Regions from separate parts of the Mus musculus genome. Here regions 2 and 3 are each linked to region 1. The links are chromatin loops, found by intact Hi-C in ENCODE. Cell type or tissue: left cerebral cortex. All regions are shown on one strand. Region 1 has its middle 36 kb from the start of Rmdn2. Region 2 holds the start of Gm41622 (a long non-coding RNA gene). Region 3 overlaps Prkd3 (protein kinase D3).

Evidence for each region. Hi-C counts contacts between places; a loop is a spot of excess contacts. Peaks named below come from ENCODE experiments on the same cell type or tissue, not always from the same donor. Only the 100,000 strongest peaks of a DNase experiment are listed, where the experiment ranks them.
Region 2: a loop joins it to region 1, with 2.2 times the contacts of the local background. A loop is called at or near these places in 7 of 42 quality-filtered maps.
Region 3: a loop joins it to region 1, with 3 times the contacts of the local background. A loop is called at or near these places in 4 of 42 quality-filtered maps.

Annotation. Positions count from the first base shown.
Region 1 is chr17:79,575,636-79,583,635 of GRCm38, reverse strand. It overlaps a transcript of Rmdn2 not described here. Among named protein-coding and RNA genes, the nearest start is that of Rmdn2, 36 kb to the left of the region's middle. In left cerebral cortex, CTCF peaks have their summits at 2,965 and 3,164 (motif pointing right); a DNase peak (open chromatin) is centred at 3,170.
Region 2 is chr17:78,979,616-78,987,615 of GRCm38, reverse strand. It overlaps Prkd3 (protein kinase D3), which reads left to right. Exons shown (of 19, transcript NM_001171004.1): 3 at 2,263-2,401; 4 at 3,959-4,090; 5 at 5,685-5,842. Gm41622 (a long non-coding RNA gene) reads right to left here and starts at 3,708. Exons shown (of 6, transcript XR_003952325.1): 1 at 3,184-3,708; 2 at 2,900-2,972; 3 at 1,971-2,544. In left cerebral cortex, a CTCF peak has its summit at 4,253 (motif pointing left); no DNase peak of the experiment used is centred here.
Region 3 is chr17:78,989,244-78,997,243 of GRCm38, reverse strand. All of the region lies in intron 2 of Prkd3 (protein kinase D3), which reads left to right. It overlaps Gm41622 (a long non-coding RNA gene), which reads right to left. Exons shown (of 6, transcript XR_003952325.1): 4 at 6,733-6,825; 5 at 6,320-6,457. Among named protein-coding and RNA genes, the nearest start is that of Gm41622, 9.3 kb to the right of the region's middle. In left cerebral cortex, no CTCF peak of the experiment used is centred here; a DNase peak (open chromatin) is centred at 3,359; H3K27ac peaks cover 2,702 bases.

The DNA.
Region 1 (8,000 bases):
AGGAAGTCCCTAGCAGAGCTTAGATGGCAGTTCCTGATTGGTTAAGTTTGAGGTCTGTTATACTGCTCGCATGAAACTTTTATTTTGTTTGCTCAGGTAAGGACACAAGGCACAAGAACCGCCCAGGCATAAGACCTGCTCACTGTTTTAACAATAAACAATGTTAGTGGAGGGGGAATATGGCAGGAATCGTTTCTGTCCTCCTGTCTTAATGGAAGGAAAATGGCAGGGAGGCATAAGTCGCTGTTTAGGCCTCTGAAAATGACTCGTTTTGTGTCCTTAAGCAAGTCATTTATGGAGTTTGTGTATTAAACAAGTAAGGCTTACTGATGGATAAGGAGGATGGTATTATCTGAATGACTGGAGGCCTTCTCAAAGGGACAGTGACACCAAATGACTAAGTCCAACCCTCTTGCATGCTGGTGAGCAGGGTATTAACCTATCAAAGCAGGTCATCCAACCCAGCCCTCTTGGTTGGTAGGTAGGAAACTTTCAGAACATAATTTTTACCAAGGTCATATGGCCAGGAGAAGCAGATCTTAGCCTAGAACTCAGGCTGTCTGATTATCACTGTCCAAAAATAGATAAGAGTTTTTATTTTGTCATTGAACATAAAGCACAACGTCCTCAGCAATGCTCCCAGCTCTTTGTCCTGGAGCGCAGAGAGAGGATTTAAGAAACCCTTACCAATTAGTCTAGCAAACGTTCGGGATATGAATTTGACTCAATGTTGTCATCCCGAGGAATGGGCTATTTCAGCAGCTCTATAACTGTTGACTCTAGACAGTCCAACATGAGTCAGGAGTTCCTCACCACAGAGACTGAGGAGTGAGGCAGAGGGATCACTAAGTCAGGAAAGCAGAGTTGAGGGCAGGGGCCGAGGCTGCTGACTCTGACAGAGCACAGAGGAGTTGTTGACAGAGCTCTACAGCACATGCCTGTTGGCTTGTTTCTCTGAACCTGACCATTCTTGTAGGAAAAGGGAACTCTTTCTCCATCTATGTAGGGCTCTTCAGAGCAACAAAAGGTTGAATAACAAGAGAACAGAAGTTGTTCAGAACCAGAAGTTGTTGGCATGTCTACCATACATACATGGGGTTCTCAGAGATGAGTGACTGAAAGGGCTGTCTAGAACTTGAGTTCATGCGACATCCTGACAAAAGAAGAGCAAGTATTTAGGGATGCAACAAGATGAAAGATGGAGTCTTTGAGCTTTTGGGGCAGCTGGATTTGAGGAAGTTAAATAATATGGAAAAGTAATGGTACCCAAGGGTGAGGTGGTAAGGTTTGCTCTCTGGAGTCTCTGAGTAGGGAGTATAGAAGCATAGGTCTTGGGGTGTCTCTATTTTGTTTTCATGGTAGGAGACGGAGTTTGTTTGTTTGTTTTGTTTTTAAATACATTCTTAACTGTCTTTAGCTGGGAAATAATACTGACGGCCAAGTGATGAGCTGTAGGGTAGCATCCTCCACAGTCCTCCAGCCTGCCCAGTTTCTTGGAGGTATTAAATCACCGTGCTTAAAGCAGATGACACTCACTCTGACTCCTGGTTAGAAAAGTAGGGCTGGGAATAGAGTTCCGTGTTCGAGCCCTTGCCTAATGTTTGTGAGACTCCAGGTTCAATTCTCAGCACTGAAGACGTAGTGTTCTCTGGTCCAGACTGAGCAACCCTGAATGGATGGGTTGACAGTCATGATCTTGGCAGGGGAAAGTAAGATGGGGTTGAGGAAGGACAGGATCCAGCAGAGGAAGGGTGAGTGTTGCTCACTGGTTGATAGGCGGCTGAAGATCAATAAGGACTTAGGAGAAGCACTGAGCTTTGTAGGCTCCAGGCCAGTTCCTAGCCTCAAGGGCAGAACTGTGCCAGCCTTGAAGGAGAATGTATTCAGTGGTATCACATTGGAGCACAGTGTCAAATCTGAGCCCTCCCAAGAGAGTTCCCAGGGAGCTGACTACTCAGAAAAGTATTGGGAACAAGTATAGATCTACAAAGGACTTTATCCATGAGATATAGTCATCTGAGGTCTACAAGGTCCAGACTTCATAATGAGCGGTAACAATATTCACTCGGTTACTCTTATGTATGTGAAATACAATAAACATGAGTTTCATCTCTACCTTAACGCAATCTCGGAGTAAAATAGTCTTCCAGTTTCCCAGATGAGGAGACTGAGATTCATAAACAGTTCGATTGGGAGCCTACGGCCATCTAGTCTTTCATCAGCAAGCATAGATTCCAATTCAATTCTCATTACAAAACTAATTTGAATCATTATACTACACTGTCTTTTAAGGGCCTCTTGGGGAGGAACTACAGGGACTAGTTGACCTGAAGTCAATACCCAGGTATAACAGTAGGGGTTTAAGTTCAGAATTCAAGTGGCCTCTGGGCTGTGGACAGAGGCAGGTGAATGTGTGGAGACCTTACATATGCGGACTCTGCCCGTGAGATCTGGTTTGAATATTTCCTTAACGTGATATCCACTATGTGAGCTTTCTCAGTGAATCTGCCTATCCTGGGCTTCTCATTAGGACTGAAAACTGACAGGGGGTCGGGAGAAAGAATGAAAATGAAATTATAAAATGGGGTGCGTATGGGAGGGAAGGGCGGACAGTAAGGAGTGAGCATGTCCAACATCGTCCTGGATTCAGAGCTGGCTCTATCTGAGGGCATCGTCTCTCTGCAGCATTTGAGTTTCATCTGATTAGCAGTCCTCCCTACACGGGTTCCAAAGGACAGGATCAGAAGAGGAGGGCCTCAGCCCAGGTGGCTGATCAGGCCATCGATATTGGTTTAGGTAGAAAAAGAGAGCAGCTAGTGGAGAGACAGTATGCGGTGGATCCAGAAGGGGAGGCAGAATCTAAACTGTGGGATCTGCCTGGGCAGGGAGAGCCAAGCAGTAGGAGCGTTGGAGCAGATGGGGTCTACTATCTGTGATGTGATCATCGTCAGAAGGAAGCAAGCATGCTTCCAGAAGAGAAGCCAGGCTAACAAGCTTGGAACTCTGACAAAAAACAATTTAGTGGGTTCTAGGTGGCACATTTTGGTATCTAGCCTAGCTAAGCAAGTCCTAGGAGACAGCCCAAACCAGCCAGACCACTTGCTCCAGGACAGATGTGTGTTCCCTTGTTCTTCTCCCTGTGGGTAGTAAAACTGGCCACAAGAGGGCAGTGGGCGCCATGAATTTTACCACACTGATTCCTGCTGAAGGCTGAGCACTCTAGAGAGATGCTGTAGAGAAAGGTAGAGGATCCTCCAGCTCTGCCCTGAACATTTCAAATTCTCCAGGGTGTGTGGGGTCTGGAGTCTGAGCTTTTAACATATGATATGAGAACAGCTTTCCCTAGAGAATGCAAAACCTTTTTATACTGAGATGACTAATAAATACCTCTTAACATGTTTTATTGGAAAAATAGGTCAGGTATTAGTGGTTATTGAAAGCACATGGTAATTTCAAAGAATTAAAAAAAAAACTAGCTGAGCAAACACCTCTTGGGTCAAATGACAGAGTAGCAGCAGTATTGAGAGACCCCACCCCATTTCCTGTCTCCTCTGAAGGTAACTCCAATCCTAACATTTTATGAGAATAGCCCCCTCTTTCTCCTTGCAAGATGAACACCTCTACTATTATATTTTAAAACACATTACTTAACTCGGAGTAACTGAATTTTGATAAATATATATTTTTTTAACTTAGAGTATCTTTGCAAGACTCATCCACGCATGGAACCTGTTTGTGGTATGTTGTCTTCTTCTAATAAGCCTGCATATTTTATTTCTTCTGTGGATAGACATTTGGGAAATTTCCAACTTTTGCCTCCACCCCTGTTCCTACTTTCCTGGTAGGAAAAATGCTGCCATAAACAATTTTTTTTTTTATAAAGTATAGAATAGACTTTGTTCAGGACATTGGGAGGGGGATTCAGAGATTAGTAGAAACAGAGATAGGAGAGAGAGAGAGAGGGAGAGAGAGAGAGAGAGAGAGAGAGAGAGAGAGAGAGAGAGAGAAGAAAAGAGGAGTAGAGGCTGATCATGAGCATGTGGAGAGAGCAGGGAGGGGAATGGGGCAAGAGAGAGTAAGGAGCTGGAGCAAGAGATCAAGAGAGTTGCTTTTGGCTGAGGTGGTGGGAGTGTGTGGGAGAGAGAGAGAGATAGAGATAGAGAGAGAGAGAGAGAGAGAGAGAGAGAGAGAGGTGATAAGCACTAATCTTTTAAAAAAGAGAATGATAAATTTGACAATATTAAACTTTGGGGAACCTCCCTGCCAGCACTAGAGACTGAACACAGGGCTTTGTGTATGCTAGGCAAGCCCTTTACCACTGATTGCATCTAACTACATCCCCAGGCCACAGAACCATTCATTCTCTTTAAAGATTCTGGGAAGGCAACCCATTCACTGGAATATTTGAAATATGTTTAATTGGTGAAGGACAGACATACAGAATATATAAAGAACAATGAATCAATGAGGAAAAGGGGAAGTGAGTAATGATGTTATCTCACAAACAAGGAAAACTAGACAATCACTAACTATTAAAAGACGCCAACCTCATTACTCACCAGGGAAATGCAAGTTAAAGTCATAAGGAGATACCAGCACCTAGCTTACAGACTGGGCACAATTAAGAATCAGTGTATACCAGGTGTTGTTGAGATTATGCAATAACGGAAACATACTCATTGCAAACTTGATACAACCACTTCAAGAAAGTCTGACTATTCATCTCAAGAAGACAGGATAGAAAAAACTTTGGTACCTCAGAATCCCATTGACCACAGCCGAAGTGAGTCTAGCGGGTGGGGTATGTGTGGAATCCACAGGAAGTTTTGCCTCTCCGGTCCACAGGCAAGCACTTCCCATGGGTTGCTGTCCATCACTGGGACTAGTAGAAGAAAAGCTAGACACAGTGCGGAGGGTAGGGCCATCCCCGATGGGACCTCATCTTCTCATAGAGCTTCAGAGAACAATAACCCTGGTTCCACTATCTTGAATCCTGTCTGTGTTCCTCTTCTGGTACCATCTAGTCAGAAACACAGAGGAAAGGGGCTGTGGAGAAGGTGGTTTCTATGGTAATGGTTTCCTGTGACGGCTGTAACAAATCACACAAACTTAATGGCTTAAAATGCAGCTTTATTACCTTCGCAGTGCATAAGGTCAGAAGATTGAAGTGGGTGTGCTGGGCTAAAATCCAGGCATTGGCAAAAATAGCCTCCCTCTAGAAGCATCTCGGGAGAACCAATTTCCTTGCTTGATCGGTTTCCAGGTGCTGTCTGAGCTCTTGGCTCAAGCTCCTCCACCATCTAACCGTATCACTTCAGCCCTCTGCTTTCTGCTGTCCTCTCTCCTGTCTGAGTCTGAGTTTTCTGACCTCTGCTACAAGGTCTCTTAATGATCGTGTGAGGCCTACCTGAATAATTCATCTCAGAAGTCTTAACTAACTGCATTTGCTGAATCCCTTAGGCAGTGCAGTCATGGGTTCTAGAGATTAGAATGTGGCCACATTCCGGGGCCTTGTTTTTCAGTCTACTGTCATCTGTGTGTCTAAGTGGACAGCCACATAGGGAAGCCATCTTCCCCCACCAGATTGGAGTCTTATTAGCTATTTTTCAATGCACTTAACTGGGTCTTCATGAAGAGTACGATCCTCTCCTTTCAGGCACGTGTTTTGTTTGTAGTGTACGGAGTCGGTGGCTTGTAAGATGTTTCTGGGCTGTATCTTCTCCCTCAGGTTCTTCGGTTGTTGCTGCTTGGTCTCATACACCTCAGTTCTGAGGGGTCGGGAATTGTGTTTTTACGTAGTTTTGTTGATGGTCTTCTTCCCCTTCATGCCCTGCTTGTTAAACTCATTTTCTTTTTTTCTTTCTTTTTATCTCTTTTTTTTTAATGACTTGGGAAGATGAAATGAATCTATATTATACAGGCATGTCATTGCCAAAGAATAAAGAATACAAATGCAAAAACATTAAACTGTTAACACCACATATTTGAAATCTGAATGAATGCTTTATACTCTTGTCTTGTTCTGAACCAATGGCTTGACTATATATATATATATATATATATATATATATATATATATATATATATACATATATATATATATATATTAAAGTTAGGAAACATGTACTCTGATGAAGATTAATGAAGATCTTTCAAAAAGACCTTTTCTGAGACCAGATTTTCTGGAAAGTCTTTCCCCAAATCACTCCCTAAATTATGACTTGGCATAAAACTTCAAAGCCAAGTATTTATACTCCTAGAAATAAAATTGGATATAAGGATGATATAGCCAGGACATTCCTCAGTTATGGGGAGTAATGAAATTGCTTGTTTAGTGTTGAGATGTTTTTCTTAGTTGGAATATTAGTTACAAATACCTGTTTTGGAGACTCTTAGAGCGGTCGGATCTCTGATTGCCCTTTGATTGTCCGGTGTCTGGCTCAACTTCATTCCAAGTAGAGGCTTCAGACTGTCAACCACATTAAAGGAATCCCTTGGACCACCCACCTCTAAGTTTCTGCTTGCACTGCCCTCCCCTCCACTCCAGTCACCATTTGAAGTGTTTGCCTAGTATGTGGCTATCTTTGTGGTTGTAACTTTCAAGTCTCCATTTCTGTTTTCTTTTGTGGAGAGAAAATTTGAATTTCAAGTAGAAAATACTCTTTGAACAAAACTTACCCATTGCATTTGGCCACCAAACCACAGACCACCTGGGGAACCTCCAAAGACCACAGTGTCCAAATCTGTTCTTTGGAGCAGAACAGGGAAGGACAGAAAAGATGCCTGATACAATCTCCTCCCCAAAACTGCCTTAAGTCATTAACTGTGGGATGTAGATGTCAAAGAGACATGCTTGCCTTTCAGGGATACGGGATCTCCCTGATGAGACAGCATCCCACCCATCCTTGCACTCATAGATGCCGTTTTGTCTCCCTTGAGCTGGATAAACCTAAGCACCTTGTGAGGTTCTACGACTTTTCAACCATCTCTAGAAGTAATGACATCATAGAGTCTTGAGAGATCTTGCACCATTGCACCCAACATTCTGCCACCTCATATCTTCTTTCTTCCACCCTTCATCCCTAATCCTGCTCCATCAGCAAATAACCCCAAATCCTGATTCCTGCTCCTTTTATTTTGCACACTTGGTTTCAGGCCACATCACCCACCCAGAGACTCCAGGGACCCTTTTAGTTTTTTCCCCAACAAGTATGAGACCCTTATTAGAAATAATCTGTCTGAAAGTGTTGGCAGACAGAAAAAGTTTACAAACAAGACTAGAGACAAGAATCCACACTCACTGCCCCCAACCAGTCAGTTTGATTCTGAAGGAATTTCCCTCCATCACAGCATCCTCTAAGGAGTTCAGCAAGCATTCCGTGGTCTATGCCTTTCTGTGCGAGGCAGAGCAAGATGCTTCCTCTCTTCTGCTTTCTTTCCCAGTCCTAGGACCTTCCTTTTCTCTGTTGACTAGATGTTTGATTCTAACTGTTCTCTCTTGTTATAGGCACATATTCAAAGGAAAATTTTCTGCTGCTAGGGTCTGAATTTGTTTTTAACCTGTTGTCAAAGAAGCAAAGAACTGGATGTGTCTGTTGGGTTTCCACTCAGAAAAGCCAGTAGGTTCCTATGACAAAAGCAAAATGGATTCTCACCATTTTCTTTAACAGTTGCAAGTAGGTACATGTTTTATGGACCAATCAGCAGCAAGCTCCTGGGATCTTAGATTTATTTTTCAGCTCCATCTTCAGCCTAGCAGATGGCCACCTTCTTGCTTCAGAACATATAGGAACAATTAAGCTTCCCAAGGCTGCTCCCAATTAAGTCAAACAAAGCAGAGCACTGCCTCCAGTCAAAGGACACTAAAATACAACATCATTTAGTGGGTCACATGGACTTAAAGTGTGACAGTGTGAGGATCTATCTTCTAAAGGCGTGTGGGCTTGTTGCAGAATTTCTCTGAGTTTTCCCAATTTCTTTGTATGATGTGTACACGAATC
Region 2 (8,000 bases), 600 kb after region 1:
TTTTTCCCTGTTAGATTGCAAACTTTTGGAACGCTTTTGGAAAATACAGATTGTTTTCTCATTACAACTGCTAAATAGCCTTGTATTTAGCAAATATGCCAGAAATGCTATTTTAAAAATCAGTTTTATTCTTTCAAATATTGGTTAGAGATTTTATTTTCTTACGAAGGTGAAATATGACATTTTTTTAATATTAAGGGATTGTGCAACTAAGTTTTAAAGCTGTTTTAATCTCCTATTTAATCATTTAACTTAGTAAATTTTTAATTAGAATTTAAACAAAATATAATTTTTTATTTCTGTCTTTTCAATTAAAAATAACTACCATGTTAGATTTACATTAAAACATAGTTTGAACTATAATAAATATTATTGACAACTCAGATAATTGAATGTAGAGTTGATATTATAAATTCTAAGTATTTCTATACTTCGCCATTATTTGCCATGTTTTAAAAATAAAAATAAACCTTTAACTTTCTAAATAAGCTACTGTTTTCAACTTAAAATAATAATTTTATAAAATAGTTTTTAGAAAAGATTTGAAAACTTTGAGTGTTGTATGAGGTTTTTCTAGTAGGAAAAAAATGTACAATAGTAAGATAATAAATAGGAAATTCCGGACGGTTACTGTGTCGGAAGCGTCGGCCATAGGAGCTGGGACTGCCAAGAGTGGGCTATAAAGTTGTCGGCTTTCCCCAGGGGGCTGAGTAAGTAAGAAAGCATGTCAGATCACACGGTCAAGTGCTACACTAGGAAACCAAGGCAGTGTCTCTTGTTATTCCTCACCAAGTCATACCACCATATGAAGTACGTGAGCCATGTTGTCTACAACACCCCTGCGATGAGCATGTTTACAGTTTGCTGTGACTGATTCATGTCAGATCACTGAGCGCAAGCCAGTGACATACGATATTGTTTATTAAAGGACAGCTGTGGTGTTGTCTTCTGAGAATCAAGGAATTTCCTATAACAGCATGTTCTAAGGCATTAGTAAAATAGATGACATTTTTTATATTGTTAATTGATTAAAAATGAAATTATTTTGGAAAACAAATATTAAAAATTTCTAATATTTCATCATGAATGATTGTGCATGCCTTTAACCCCAGAAATCGAGAGGGTGCCCAGCCTCTGTAGCAAGTTCTAAGCCATCCAAGACTGCATGCTGAGACCCTTTCTTAAACAAACAAAAACTTTTAACTCTAAGCTACTTCCTTCAAAATATAGGACACACATCTTCATAATTTGTTCCACATATGAATGTCCTAAGTATTATAAATGTAGATTCGTTAGAATTGTACATTTCGGGCATATGTGAGAAAATCGTCAAGCCTCTGTTTAGAGCACTGCTGAGCCCTGTGTTTGTAACTGCAGTGAATGGACCTAAAATTCTAGATGCTTGAATTGAACTTGGGACTCTGTGACCACTGTTAGGGAATTATTTGGTCTTCAGCTAGTCCTGACATGAGGTAGGTGTCTATTTCAGTGCTATTCAGGATAGTAGCTACAGCGACAGTGGCGGTCAGGTACTTGCAACGTGGGTAGTGTGATTAAGGAAGTATATTTTTAATTTTAATTGTTTTAGAATCAGATAACTATGGTATAGAGCTATGCTATAGCAAATATTTAAGATAATCAGTTTTATAGAGAAAAATAATATTTTGGCTCAATGTTAGAGGCTCCAGCCCACAATTGGTTGATTCCATTGCATTAGAAAGCACACCATAGCAGGAGCAAAACTGTCCATCCTCCATCAGAGAGCAGGAAAGAGTCCAGAAGACACAGAGGTGTACAGTCCCCTTTAAGACTTTCCCTGTCCCCAGACCCCACATACTCATGGCACATAAGGGCTCCAGAACCTCCTAGGACATTACCACATGAACATTTTACACATCAAATCCAGAGAATAGCAGTGGCTGATCATGTATTGAGCAGTGCAGCTCTGATGAGTGGAACCAACTACTTACCTCCTCGGGATAAAAACAGAACCAGTAGAAAACGATGTTGTCTTATAGCAATTAGAAATCTGAAATTTGTAAGACACATGTGTTTTAAGGTAATGATTATTTATTTGCAAATTTACTTTTCTGTTTTTGAGCTTTAAAATTAACCAGGATATTTGAGTACAAGGTTCACCTTTTAAATATTAAAAGAGTTGTTAGTCACTAGCACTATGTCAAGACACTTCAAAATTCTTTTGTAGACTATTTGTAACAGCAGAAAGCTATGGAATATTGATGCAGGACTGTTTTTCTTCAGTTTCCAGAGTGTGGATTCTTTGGCATGTATGATAAAATTCTTCTCTTTCGCCACGACATGAACTCAGAAAACATTTTGCAGCTGATTACCTCAGCAGATGAAATACATGAAGGGGACCTGGTAGAAGTTGTCCTGTCAGGTAAGCAAATGGCCCCTTCCCCCTGTCTCTTCTCCCACAGAGTGGTCCGCTGCGCTTGGCTTTGGCACTGGGTAGTGGCTTGCTTCTTTAACGTGGAGTCATGGTTTCTGCACGCTTTTCACTTTCAGGAAGGTGATATAGCACTATGAGAAAGTAGAAGAACAAACTGAATTACTTAAGTGTTTTGAAGCTTGAGGGATTGCCAGTTAAACTGAAAAGAAGTTCTTTTTCTGTGGGTCAAAATCATAAAGGAAGATTATGGTTATTTCTCTTCCCATTTCTGTTAAAAGCATGAAAAAGAAAACTAAGGTTCCACAAAGAGAATCTAGATAAAGAGAGAAATATGAAAGACTTGGAAGAGAACGTGGCAGTGCTGGTTCCCTGTGTGATTTAAAAACTGCCTCTTCCCTTCCTGATCCCAGTGGACATTGCCCGTTTCCGCTCCTGCCTTGCCCCTCTTGCCATTCCCGTTCCCTAACTCCCACCATTTCCACTTACCCAACATCAAGTGGGCAGGGTGGTCAGTGAGTAGTGTGAGGGCCAGAGGAATGCCACAGGCAAGATTAGAATGCTGATAAGAGAAAGGAAGCAAGCGGTCACAGACACCCACCGCCTGGCCGCTCTGCCCTCCCGCAGTCTTGTAGCCTATTGAGATCCTTTCTGGCCATGGTGTCTCCTTACTGTTCCTAACAGCTCCCATCTGTGTTTCTGATTCTTACATCTCCCTGGCCCCCTGCATTGATCGTTCTACACCACAGCCCCCAGGCTTCCCCTCCACTCACAGGAGACTCGTGTGCTGGTCTCCTCTCTGGTCACAACCGCAAGCATTCATTCTTTCTCGCTGGGATGCTGTCATCAAACCGCAGGCGTCACTGGTGACGTTCGGGTGAAGTGAGAGAGTAGGGTCTGACCCACTGCTTCATGGCTCATGGAGAAAAGCAAGTCCTGCTCATGTGGACGCAGTGTCTGTTTTTGCAGAAACACCGTGGCGATGAGGTTAAGTTCCATAGCACTTTTATTTTTACGTTTTACTTCAGTGTTTTCTTTCTCCATGTAGCCTAAGCTAAGCAGTTTTTAATGGGCTAAGGAAGATATAATAAGTAGCTGTTTGCCATCTTGTTATGAGACCATGCCTCCAGATTTCCAACTTGGCTTATTTGGGACATAACTCAGTGAAAGCTGCTGGACTTCTAAAAGAACTGTTTTTTAAAACCATAGTACTGGACCAGAAGATGGCTCAGCAAAAAAGGCCTCTGATCCCGGGGCACACATGGTAGGAGGAAAGAACTCATGCCTACAGGGTGTCCTCTGACCTCCACGCATGCCAGGGCACTTGCTCCTCCCTTAACACGTGACACAATAAATAAATCTTTTTTTAAATTAAACCTTGTAAAGCACAGTTTAAATGCTAAAATTAATTTATTTTGTGGTCAGATAAAACTTTCAGAGAAGTTACCTTGTATTTTCATATAAATGGATATGGTGACCATTCCTAAGTAATTTGCAATTATTAAATATACTTGAATACTTTTGATTTTATTTTTATTTTTTTTAAAGCTTTGGCCACAGTGGAAGACTTCCAGATCCGCCCTCACGCTCTCTATGTACATTCTTACAAAGCACCTACTTTTTGTGATTACTGTGGTGAAATGCTCTGGGGACTGGTACGTCAAGGATTAAAATGTGAAGGTAAGTGCTTTTAAATTTGTGTATTAATTTGAAAGAGGATTTTACGTTCGCATTTTTGAATTATCATGAAAGACAAAAATCATAGTTGGTGTCTAGGTAATAAGGATTTAGAGTTGCGGAGATGAGGACTCCGGTCTTTCCTTTGCCTCCACCTACTGGTTCTTTTAGGCAACTTGATCGACCTCTCTGGAGACTCCTTTCTCTGTGAAGAGCGCTCTACCCATTTCATAAATGGTTAAATAAGGTAACGTGAATAAAATATTTGACACAAAACAGTGGCTTAATAACTATTAGCCACTTATTATTATAGAGTTTTAATATACTTTTAACTTCTTCTGTACAGTGGTAAATTTGGCAAGTTGTAAGTTAGAATTGCTAGGGCATAGCAAATCATGAGACATAGTTTGATTAAGAAGCAGTGGAGGGTCAATTAACTTGTTTTGTAAAGTACCAGCAGGGAAATCCTTTATTAAGGCTTTGCAGGCCGTGGTCTCTATTGTGTCTAACTCTGCTGTTGGAGTATAGAACTAACCGTAGGAACCGGAAAGGCGGCTCATCAGCTGAGAACACTGGCTGCTCTTTCAGAGGACCTGGTTTCAAAATCCAGTTCCACACGGTGCCTTGCTGCATGTAACTCTTAATCCCTGACAATCTCATGCCCAAGGCACCAGGCATGTATGTGCTACATATACATACATGAAGACAAAACATTCACATATAGACAATTTTTAAAAAGCGTTAAAAACTCAACAGTTAACCGTAGATAATATGTAAATAAGCAGCAGACTGTTGCAATAAAACATATTTATAAAGTAAGGGAGCTGTCTTAGTTGGTAAAGTGCTTACCACACAAGCATGAGGGCCAGAGTTCAGTCCTCAGGACCCTCGTAAAAAGCTGGGTGTGGTGACGTGTATTGGGACGTTAGGAAACAAGGGGATCCCTAGGGTTCTCTTACAGTTCCAGGCCCCAGTGAGAGGTCCTGCCCCCAAAACAAGGTGGATGTCTCCTACGCTCAGATACAAATACCTGCGCACACTTGACACCCATAGAACTTGGGTGTTATATGATTATGTGAATTATAATTGCATAATACTAATACTCCATATTATTATTTGTTATCATTTTATACTTACGAACACCGAAATTTGACCATATAATTTTCTCATCATTGAAGAACATCTGTTTCACACAGGCCACTGTTTGCCATCCGATAGTGCGTGAAGCCAGTAGTGGCTCTTAAACTTTTGCCAAGTGTTATAGAGCATGCTTTGCTGGGTTCCACCTCCACAGTTCCTGAGTCTGTAGATTTAGGGACGAGCCTAATAGTTTATGTTTCCAATAAATTTCCAGGTGGTTATGTTAGCTATCATAAGTCAAGATTCACTACTCTAGTTAAATTAACTTTTCTAAATAAACTTTTCTACATACTATTCCTAGTCTTGAATTTGTTATGTTCCACATCACCTGTGATCTTAGTTATTAATTAACGTTGGTATTGTTGCTGGTGAAAATAAAGAAGTACTGGGTTTTATGTGTCATATTTCAAATAGTTACATTCAAATTTTTTATATTTTACTCTTAAAATATATTTAGGCTGTGGATTAAATTATCATAAACGATGTGCCTTCAAGATTCCAAATAACTGCAGTGGAGTAAGAAAGAGACGTCTGTCAAATGTATCTCTGCCAGGACCTGGCCTCTCAGTTCCAAGACCCCTGCAGCCTGAGTGTGTGCCCCTTCTCAGTGAAGAGGTTTGTATTCTCAGGTCGTAGAAAGCATTTTACAATTTATTCCTAGTGATTTTACAAGGTATATGACATCCTAGCACAGTAATGTTCCTACACTTAAGGTACATTAAATGTAATAATGATGACAAGGCTTACCAATAGCAGTAGATTGTATTATGTCCCTTGGGATTGCACTGTGATAGCCTCCTTTCACTATCCTGGCACCCAGCATCCATATTTCACCTAATCTTACATGTAATCGATCATAAGGCCAGATTTCCTAATACACAACTCCAATTATGTTTCTCTTCAGTAGATAACTATGTTAGGGATCTCCAGAGGAGCAAGACCTATACAGTGTGTGTGTGTGTGTGTGTGTGTGTGTGTGTGTGTGTGTGTGTGTGTGTGTGTGTGTCTGTGTGTGTCTGTGTGTGTCTGTGTGTGTATCTGTGTGTGTCTGTGTGTGTATCTGTGTGTGTCTGTGTGTGTGTAAATGACAGAATTTATTATATCAGCTTATATGATCAGATTCTCAGAAGTTCCAAAAAGAATCATCTATAGGCTGCAAAGCAGGAAAAACTAATAGCTACTTAGAACCTAGAAGCCTCAGGATATGAGGGACTGCTGACTGGAATTGCACTGGAGAGCTGCTGGTACCAGTCTGTCTTCAAAGGTTGATGCGTGTGGAGTCTGACATGCACAGTGATGGTGGGAGGAAACAGATCTCAACTAAAGATTAGCACAGTATGCAAAATGGTCACCTTTCTGTTCTTCATTGCATCGGCACCCACAGCCTGCTCAGTGGTGTCACCCACGTTCACAGCATGTCTTTCCCTCTCAGGTATTTCTCATCATTGAAGAATGTCTGTTTCACACAGGCCACTGTTTGCCACTGGAAAGTGCTTGAAGCCAGTAGTGGCCAAGTTGCTTTGCTCTGCTCCACCTCCAGAGCTCTGAGTCTGAGGTAGCACTTACCTAGACCTACAGGGTAGCCTATGTTTTTAAATGCCATCACACTTTTGAAACCTTGTTTGTGAGTCTAACATTCTGCCAAGTGTTTGGGTACTAGATTATAGAAAACGAGGAATAAATTTCGAAAAATAAATACATAAACAAGTAGATAAATAAGAGCCAAGATGTAAAGCTCTGCTGAGGAAGGAGTTAAGCTTGAAAACAGGCATATTGGGAGCAAACCCTTAAGTGTAACTGAGGCTGCCTTTGTCTGCGCGCACAAGGCTACTTCCATCATGGTCATAAAAGACAGTGTGAAGAGCTTTACGAACATAGAGAAATTCTCGCTGTAAAATTCAGTCTGTGACTCACTCTGCTTAGCACAGTACTTGGTATTTAGTTAATATAAGTGACTGAATGAGCGTACTGGTTCTCAAAACGTGAGGTGGATCACTAGATCTGTTATCTACGTGACTCTGGAGACAGAGTGCTTAAATGGCTTTCCAGAGTTATAGGGCAGAATAGTAAGAAACACTCAAGTTAAATTCAGATCTTCTTATTTTTAAATTAGTTACTTTTCCCTAGTGTATTGTTTATTCCAAGGATAAATACAGTAGATTCATGTGCTTAGGAGTATTTGAAATGGCTTACATCTGTAAATTGTAATCTTGCCATCAGTTGGTTTTAAAGCCACTGTCATTTATATATCACTGCTCTCAGGACTCCTGTACACTAGTACAGTGCAAAGCTTTGGGCTATTGTCCATTTAATAAAATCCTTACAAATTGAGATAGCCAAGTAAAAATGTATGTAATCCTCTTCTAAAAATTCTCCTGTTTGTACACCACTTAGATTTTTGAAGTAGAAAAAGAAAGGCAATCCCAATACTCAAGCAAAGATCATGAGTTCTAGGCCGGTGAGACCCTGCTTAACAACAGCAGACACCCAAGGGAGAGAGGAGAAGAGGAGTGTGTGTATAGAGGTTGAGAAGGAGAAGCTGTGTATAGACATAGGCAAGGCCTTGGGAGAAGATTGGTAGTAGAACATTGGTGTGTCTTACACACTGAACCACAGAGGGAACCTATCAGGAAAGAAGTATATTGCTTTGCGAGCCCCACGAATGGTGCTCTGGTGGCAGCTACCCACGGTTGCTTGGTACTGCTTGGAAAAGGCAGAGGAAAGGAGAAGTACTGCCGTCCTATAGTATTCACAGGGTATTGGTTCTAGAACC
Region 3 (8,000 bases), 590 kb after region 1:
AGAATCTCATAATTTTGAGTTCAGCTGAGTTAGCTAGTCAGTTAATTACTATGGTTGAGCAGTAGCTAAGTAAATGCTTTTTTATAAAATTTCTGTATACTTAGGACTATTATCAGATACAGTGAAATCAAGATATTCTAGTGTTGACTTTACATCTCCCATGATTAAACTACCAGGAAGAACCTGTAGAACCAAAAGGGATAGTAACAATTAAGTGAGATTATAGAAGGCCATATTATATTAGAAGAGGGACGGGAAAACCAACCTAAAGTGCACAAATAATTCCATTAAGGCAAAAGGAGTCAAATGGGGCTGGAGAGGTGGCTTAGCTATTAGGAACACTGGCTGCTCTTCCAGAGGACGGATTAAATTCCCACACTCACATGCATGGTTGGCAGCTCACAACCATGTATAACTCCAGTCTCAGGGGATCCAATATCCTATTCTGATCTCCAAGAACACCAGGCACACATGTGGAACATAGACAGACAGACATGCAAGTAAAACATCCATATACATAAGATAAAATAATAATAGAGGAAAGGGGGATAGAGAAATGGTATATCAGTTGAGAGTATTTGCTGCTCTCCCAAAGAACTAGAGATTATTTCCCAATATTTCTAGCTCTGGGAAATCTGACACCCTCTCCTGGTTTCTTCACAGACCAGCACACATATAATGTACACACACACACACACACACACTCATTCAAGCACTTCATACATTCACACACACTTAAACACTATATACCTGCACATACACTCAAACACTATACATACACTCAGACACACGTACAACAAATAAAGTAATAATGAATCTTTAAAAATCTTTTTAGAAAAGAATAGGACTTAGTGATAATTATCTCAAGTATAATAAAATTTTAAACTTTAAAAAAAAATATTTTTAGGTCTGGAAAGATGGCTCAGTGGTTAAGAACACTGGCTGCTTTTTCAGAGGACCCAGTTCAATTCCCAGCACCCACATGGAAGCTCACAACTGTCTGTAACTCCAATTCCAAGGGATCTGACACTCACACAGAAATACATGCAGGCAAAACACCAATCAATGCCCATTAAAAAGTAAATTGTTAAAAAATATTTTAAAGTGTCTTTTTAAAGGTAATATGAATGATTTATCTTTAAAAGGGACAAATAGTATATAATTTTTATTTAAGTTAAAGATCTTATTTTTTTTCCTGTGTGTTATTTGTTGTTTTTTCTTTTGTTTTTTGGGTCCCCCCTCGACATTGTTCGTTAGAAATTTATCTGATGTTGTTCTAAAGTCGTCAAGAGCATTAATTTCAAAAATCTGAAAAATAGAAAGGGAGATGCAGCTATTGGTGTTTGGTGCTACTGAAGCAGGAGTTAGGGAGTCTGGGAGACATTTATTTTAGGTATGTGCTGCAAAGGAGTCACGCAAAAAAAAAAAAGAAGAAGAAGAAGAAGAAAAGAAAAAAGGAAAACCTTTTGAAGGGAATCGTCTTCCCATAAATTGACATTGGAAAACCTGTTTTAAGTGCAGGTGGGACTTAATGCTGACCTCTACCCAGTAAGCTCCAGAGGGAGTAAGTTAAATGTGCAAACTGGGGTCAAAGGAGCATGAATATAAAACGGAGCTGGCTGAGTGCTCTGTGCCAGGATAACTCACTCTTAGGTCAGCAAACCATAATGTCAGCTATAAAAATAATAAGACAAAAAGCAACGTGGAAAACACAGCAAGTGTGATAAGATCAGTGCCCTCCCCCTACAAAGGGCTCACATGTTGGGGAGAAACACACTGACCACACTAAACACTGGGGCAGATGACACATTTCACAGGGTGATTCAATAAATTCATAAACAAGCACAGCAGAACATGGTTAAGGTCGAGTTTTTAAAGGACTACAGACTAGGAACTGTGTGTGCAACTGGAGTAAAGACAGAATAGTTTCTGGCGGCATACTGAAGAGTGTGGTTGAATCTCATGAAGTACAAGCGATTCACAGACTGTGCTAAGCACAAACCTGCTTAAACGCTGACAGACTATATCAGCATCAACAGCAAGATTTTTTTTTTCTCCCAAGAAATCCCTTTAGCTAGTAAATCATTTTTAGTTGAGTTTTGTTTAAAACTTAGATATGACCAAAAGAGGTCACTTTTTGAATTTCATCCAGGTTCATGACACATCCTGAGGGTGGGGTGAGGTGGAGTTTCTTTTGTTGTTGTTGTTAGCATAAGCCAAAACTTAGCTTCCTTTTTTTTTTTTAAGCTTTGAAAGTCTTCCAACGTATTACATTGAGGTCAGTGCTAGCTTCTTCGTGTCTTTCCTCAGAAATACCTTACTCTCAGTAAACATTTAGTACAGAACACATTTTATTTGCTTTTATACTAAAAACAAGGTCATGCAAATAGTGGGCATTTTCCTTCTTCTGTGTAAGAACATGTGTATATATGGGGCGCTGGCGATTGAACCCAGGGCCTTGTGCGTGCTAAGCGTGTACTCTACCACCGAGCTGCCCTCAAACTCCTAGATTCCTAGTGATTCATAGTTTACAAAGCAAAATGAACACGAGTGTGATTTCTACCTTCTAGGGATGTATATACTGAAGAGAAGGTGTGTTTGCAGGAAGCCCCAGGGAAGTCGTGGGACCCGGAAGACAGTCAGACCTTAGAATGCAGTCTGGCAGCAGTAGAAGTGGGGCTGAGCCAGGCGAAGTGTGTCAGCCAGACCAGCTGAGCGTCACATTACAAGCCTATGATAAACCTTTATAAAGAGTTGTTGTGATTAAAAAGAAAGTTCTTAGTGCAGTCCTGGGCCATAATGCTCAGAAAACATACCTGTGGCTTCAAAGACTCTAAATTTAGAAAGATCCTTGGTTCTATAGATGTTTTAAAACTTTAGTGAACATCAAAGTTGCAGCATTTAGTTGCCGTATGTCAACAAAACCATATATACATACATATTTTTTTAATTTTAGTTCTGACGTGTTTATTTAAACTGGGAGAGTTTATTCACAGTGTCTGGTATGTGATGACTACCTAGTGGATGTTAGCTCCCATGTTTACTTGATTTCATATTGATAAGAGGCTTAAAAAATACCCTCTAAAGCTACTCTTGCTATTAGTTTGTTGAATGAAAAAACTAGATGTAATTGGAATGAGAAAGGAAGTTGGTAGAAAGCAATTCATTTGAGTTATAATGGCATTTAGTAAAATTGAAATTCTGTCTGTTTTTAGGTGATTTAAAATACTTGGCTTTAGTTTTGATCATTTAAATACTAGATCTGAAGACCAAATATTCAGTGTACTTGAGGGGTGATTTGGTCTGTCTGAATGAATGGATCCATTGTCTCTGTAGACATGAGTTGGTTGTAATTTTCAGTTCTGTCATAGCGGATGAAAACCCCAGCTGTGTCTTTTGTTTTCTAGGACAGAGTTGTCATTCTGTGTTGTTTTCTTTCCCCATTCTCTCTACTACAGCTGTGTTGCAGTGGCTTGGCGACATTCTAATCTTTCTGAGATATATATATATATATATATATGTGTGTGTGTGTGTGTGTGTGTGTGTGTGTGTGCATGTATATACATATACATGTAGATACATACACACATATTATCTAGGTTAAATAGTGTTGGGCAGTCATTACTAAATACTTAAACTGATGATGGGAAAGTTAATTTGCTGTACATTCAGGTTACAATCTTAGCTAAAAGAGGGAAAGTCCAAGCATTAAAGTTAAAGACAATTCAGAACTACTTACAAAACAAGCGGAGAAAGTGTATTTTAAAAAGAAAAAGACTTCTCTGGTTTATGTCAGACGTGTGGGGTTAAGTTGAGCACGTGAACTGGAGACCTGCGGAGACCTGCGGGGAAGAATCAGTTCAGGTCCCTGGTGAGTCCGTTCTCGCTGACTCGTCTAGACTAGTGACTTTGGCTTTAAATGAAAATTATCATTGGAATTCTTCCCTATGGTTGAGCGCTTTCCAGAATTGGTGCTAAATGAATGTTAGTCTTGTTTCTACAGAATAACCAACAGAATTTTTAATAAGTGCTAGTTAAATAACTAAGCTCTGGGTTCTCCGGGAGTCTGAGGAAACCTGGAAAGAGAACATCCTAGCATGTGTTTACTGTCATTCCGAATAAGTCTTAAAGATGTACTGTAAAGATGTACTTGGTCTCAAGTTTAAAAATCAATTTAGTATCCCATATATGCATTCGTGTGTCAGCCTCTAAAATTAGTATACTTCACTCACTTATATGAAAACAAAAATATATGTGTCCTAAAACTCCAAGGGTTTCTCATTTTTATACTACCTTTTAAAAATGCCTAATGATAGGTAAATAATTCACTCAGATAATATTGAATTCTGATGTTGTTTGTTAACATGCAAATGCTGTCTTGCCAAGTAAAATAAAAGTTTCGTAAGCTTCCTACCTTATCTGACATTCCACTGACAGAAGTTAGTTGGCATGAGATTTTTATGAGACAAGTTTCTCATAAAAACTTTTTGTTTCGCCACAGTTGGTCTAGAACTGGGAAAAGCCTTCATTTTGCACAAGGCAGGGGAGTTATTGACCGAAGAAAATAATAAAATAAAATAAATTGAGAAGCTACTGAAAGAGTGCTGTTAGGAACGGGCCAAATTAAAGACTTTTTTTTTTAATTGCTTTAAACCGTCGTTCCTTAGCTGTCCTTCATTTCCCCCTCTAATCAGGGCTGAGGCAGGGTAAGGAAGGAAACACAGGCTTTGCGGTTTTAGGAGGTTACTAGCTCCCGTCCACCTTCCCTGCACTCTAAACCCTTTCATCCTAGAGCAGCAGTGCTCTCCAGCCTGAGCTTTAACCAGCAACTGGGCAGATAGTTCCATGTTGGAGCTGACCTGTGCACTCTGCCACACCATGTGTACCTACTAAGTGTTCACAAACCCCAGTTCTGGAAACGAGAAATGCACAAAGACCCAGCTGGGAGCTCTGAGCTCACTGTAGCCTGGGCTTGTTACTGAGAGCTACTAACCATGTACCCGGATGCGACCCTGGGAGGCCTGAGCCTTGTCCCAAGAGCCCTTGCTCTCCTCCATGAGAATGGGGTGTTTAGAAGGTGTATAGGCCATTTCTTGGGGGCATCTTACGTCTTAAGGGTACATAGAAAGTAGCAATGGCGAGGCAGTTGTCCCTCTGCTGCCCTGTGAAGGAGAACAGCAGATTTGCAAATGGAAGCAAGAGTTTGTGTGCATTTATTTTTCCAGAATATATTTTCCTTTTAAAATTATACAACTGAGTGGAGAGTGGCCTTTTCCTTTATTCCTTATTCTGTTGTTAGAAAAACAAGCCATTATCTTTGAAATGCTTCCGCTTTCTGTGTATTTCACTGGCAGGTTATTTTTGATAGATTTTGAAATATAAAGTGCTTTTGTTTGTGGTTTTTAATGTTTGGTTCATGCCTTTTTTTTTTTTCCTCATGTGGTCCAGGCCAACCTCCAAATCCCTGTTTATCCAAGGGTGCCCTTGAGCTTTGAATCCTCTGCCCCCAGCATTAGAAGCTGGGATTACATGTGTGTACCTCTGCGCTTGGCTTGCCCATGACTTTGCCATAGCCCCTATGTACTGAGAATCATTCTGGAAGAGGCAAAAATAATTTTGAGGAATAGTTGAGTTTGGAGTTTTTGAGGATCAGTGAACTATTAAAAATAGGCAAAAATATAAATAATGAATTCTTATATCTTAAGCTTATGAAAGATGGTCAGCCTTGTGTAATGGACATATACAATTCAGGGCAAGGGAAATGACTCCATGGATAAAGCTTTCTTTTCCATTTTCATGTGTATTGTGTTCGTGTGTGTATTTGCATGACTTTTGCATGTGTGGGCCCAAGTGTGTGCAGATGTGGTACACATGTGTGCACATGCATGTAAAGACCTGGGGTTGATGTCCAAGCCATCCACAGTTAGTCTTGTGCTTTCCTTCGTCGAGGCAGAACCTCTCCTGTCAGACCTGAGCTCACTGATATGACTAGTCTTGTTAGTCAGCTTGCTCTGGGGACTTCCCATCTCACCTTCCAATTGTAGAAGACCGTCAGACACACCTTGCATTTACATGGGTTCTAGGATTTGATCTCTGGTCCTCTTCCAGCCTGTGGGTCCAGCACTGAACCCTCTCCCCCTCCCCACAAACTTAATATTTTGCATGTAGACATATAACCTGATATAGCCTTTGTGAAGACCAATTGGTCAGTATCTAAGAGTTTCATATATATGTATACTTTGACTTAGGTAATACTCTGAGAAATTATCTCCATGCATATCATCTAGAAGTAGTAAAAGTATAAATATGTGGTACTCACCGGCTGTTGTTGATAATAACGAAATATGGGGAGCAGTAGACAGACGCTAATGTTCATGGCACATCCAACTCATCAGAAACCCAAGTTCTTTATGTTACAGTAATTGGTTTAATTTTCATGGTTACTGCCAAGTATGCTCTATTTTACAAATAGAAAACCATAGTTAAGGTTTTACAGTTAATAAGATTTGAATTCGGGGCGTAGGGTGATGGCTTAGTAAACTACTTGCTATGTGAGTGTGAAGACCTAAGTTTCATCCCCAGACCATAAAAATCTGGGGACACTCATTCTTGACAGAGTATAGTAAGGATGTCACTTTACCTGTGTAGCCTACCTCCTCAAAACCCCAAGCCCAGCTTGAAATGAGATAAACATCAGAAAGTTCAACTAGTGAGGCATCCTATAAAACTCACAGCCAGTGAGCACGTCCTCCCAAAACTGCAAAGTGTGAGAAACTGTTGGATCTAAGAAAGGCAGCTCAAGGTCGTATAGATTCATGGTTGGTCCTGGAAAGGAGAAAGGACATTAGATGAAAACTAAGGAAATCTAAACAAAGTATGACATTTGCTATAAATGTATAATACTGCTATAAAGTGTTAATGATGGGGAGACTGGGTGAATGGGAACACTGTGTAATGTTGTCTGAATTTTTTGAACACCTAAGATTATTATTTTTAAAATAAACTAATAATCATAATGAATAACTTTAAATTTTTTATTTATTTAATGTATGAGTGCTCTGCTGCTAATACATCCACAGGCCAGAGTAAGCGCATCAGATTCCCTTACAGATGGTTGTGAGCCACCATGTGGTGTCTGGGAATCGAACTCAGGACCTATGGAAGAGCAGCCAGTGCTCTTAACCGCTGAGCCATCTCACCAGCCCGTGAATAACATTTTAAAGTAATTTTAATGCTCAGGCATCCATTTGAGAAGAACGCCTGAACATCATTTGTTTATAATACTTTTATCATACTGAGCTCCATTCCTCCCCCTCAGTCTTTCAGATCCATCCCCACCTCCCTACACTCCCAACGTTGGGTCCAGTTTTTCTTTTAATCACTTGAGTCCGTTTGTGCTACTCATACACTCCTGGACGTGGAACCTTGAGGCCTTAGGCATGAGCAACCGTACTAGGAGCCATGCCCTTAAACAGTAACTCTTTGGCTGAAGAGATGGCTCAGCGGCTAAAGAGCACTGACTGCTCTTCCTAAGGTCCTGGGTTCAAATCCCAGCAACCACTTGGTGACTCACAACCACCCGTAATGAGATCTGACACCCTCTTCTGGTGTGTCTGAAGTCAGCTACAGTGTATTTATATATAATAATAAATAAATCTTTGGGCTGGAGCAAGCAGGGACTGAGTGAGTGGGGGTTGACCAGAGCAAGCAGGGGCCCTAAAAATTCAATCCCCAACAACCACATGAAGGCTCAGAACCATCTGTACAGCTACAGTGTACTCACATATGTAAAATAAATAAATAAATCTTTTTTAAAAAAACAAAAGAAAACACTAACTCTCTGTCGCCTGTCCATAGCTTCTGGGTTAGGGATGCAGGTTCCATCTTCACTGCTCTGTGCTGGCTTGATTGTGTTGCCTGGCTTGATCTTGTGCGGGTTTTGTACGGGCTGCCATAGCGGCTGAGAGTTCATGGGTACAGAGGTCCTGTCATTCTAGAAG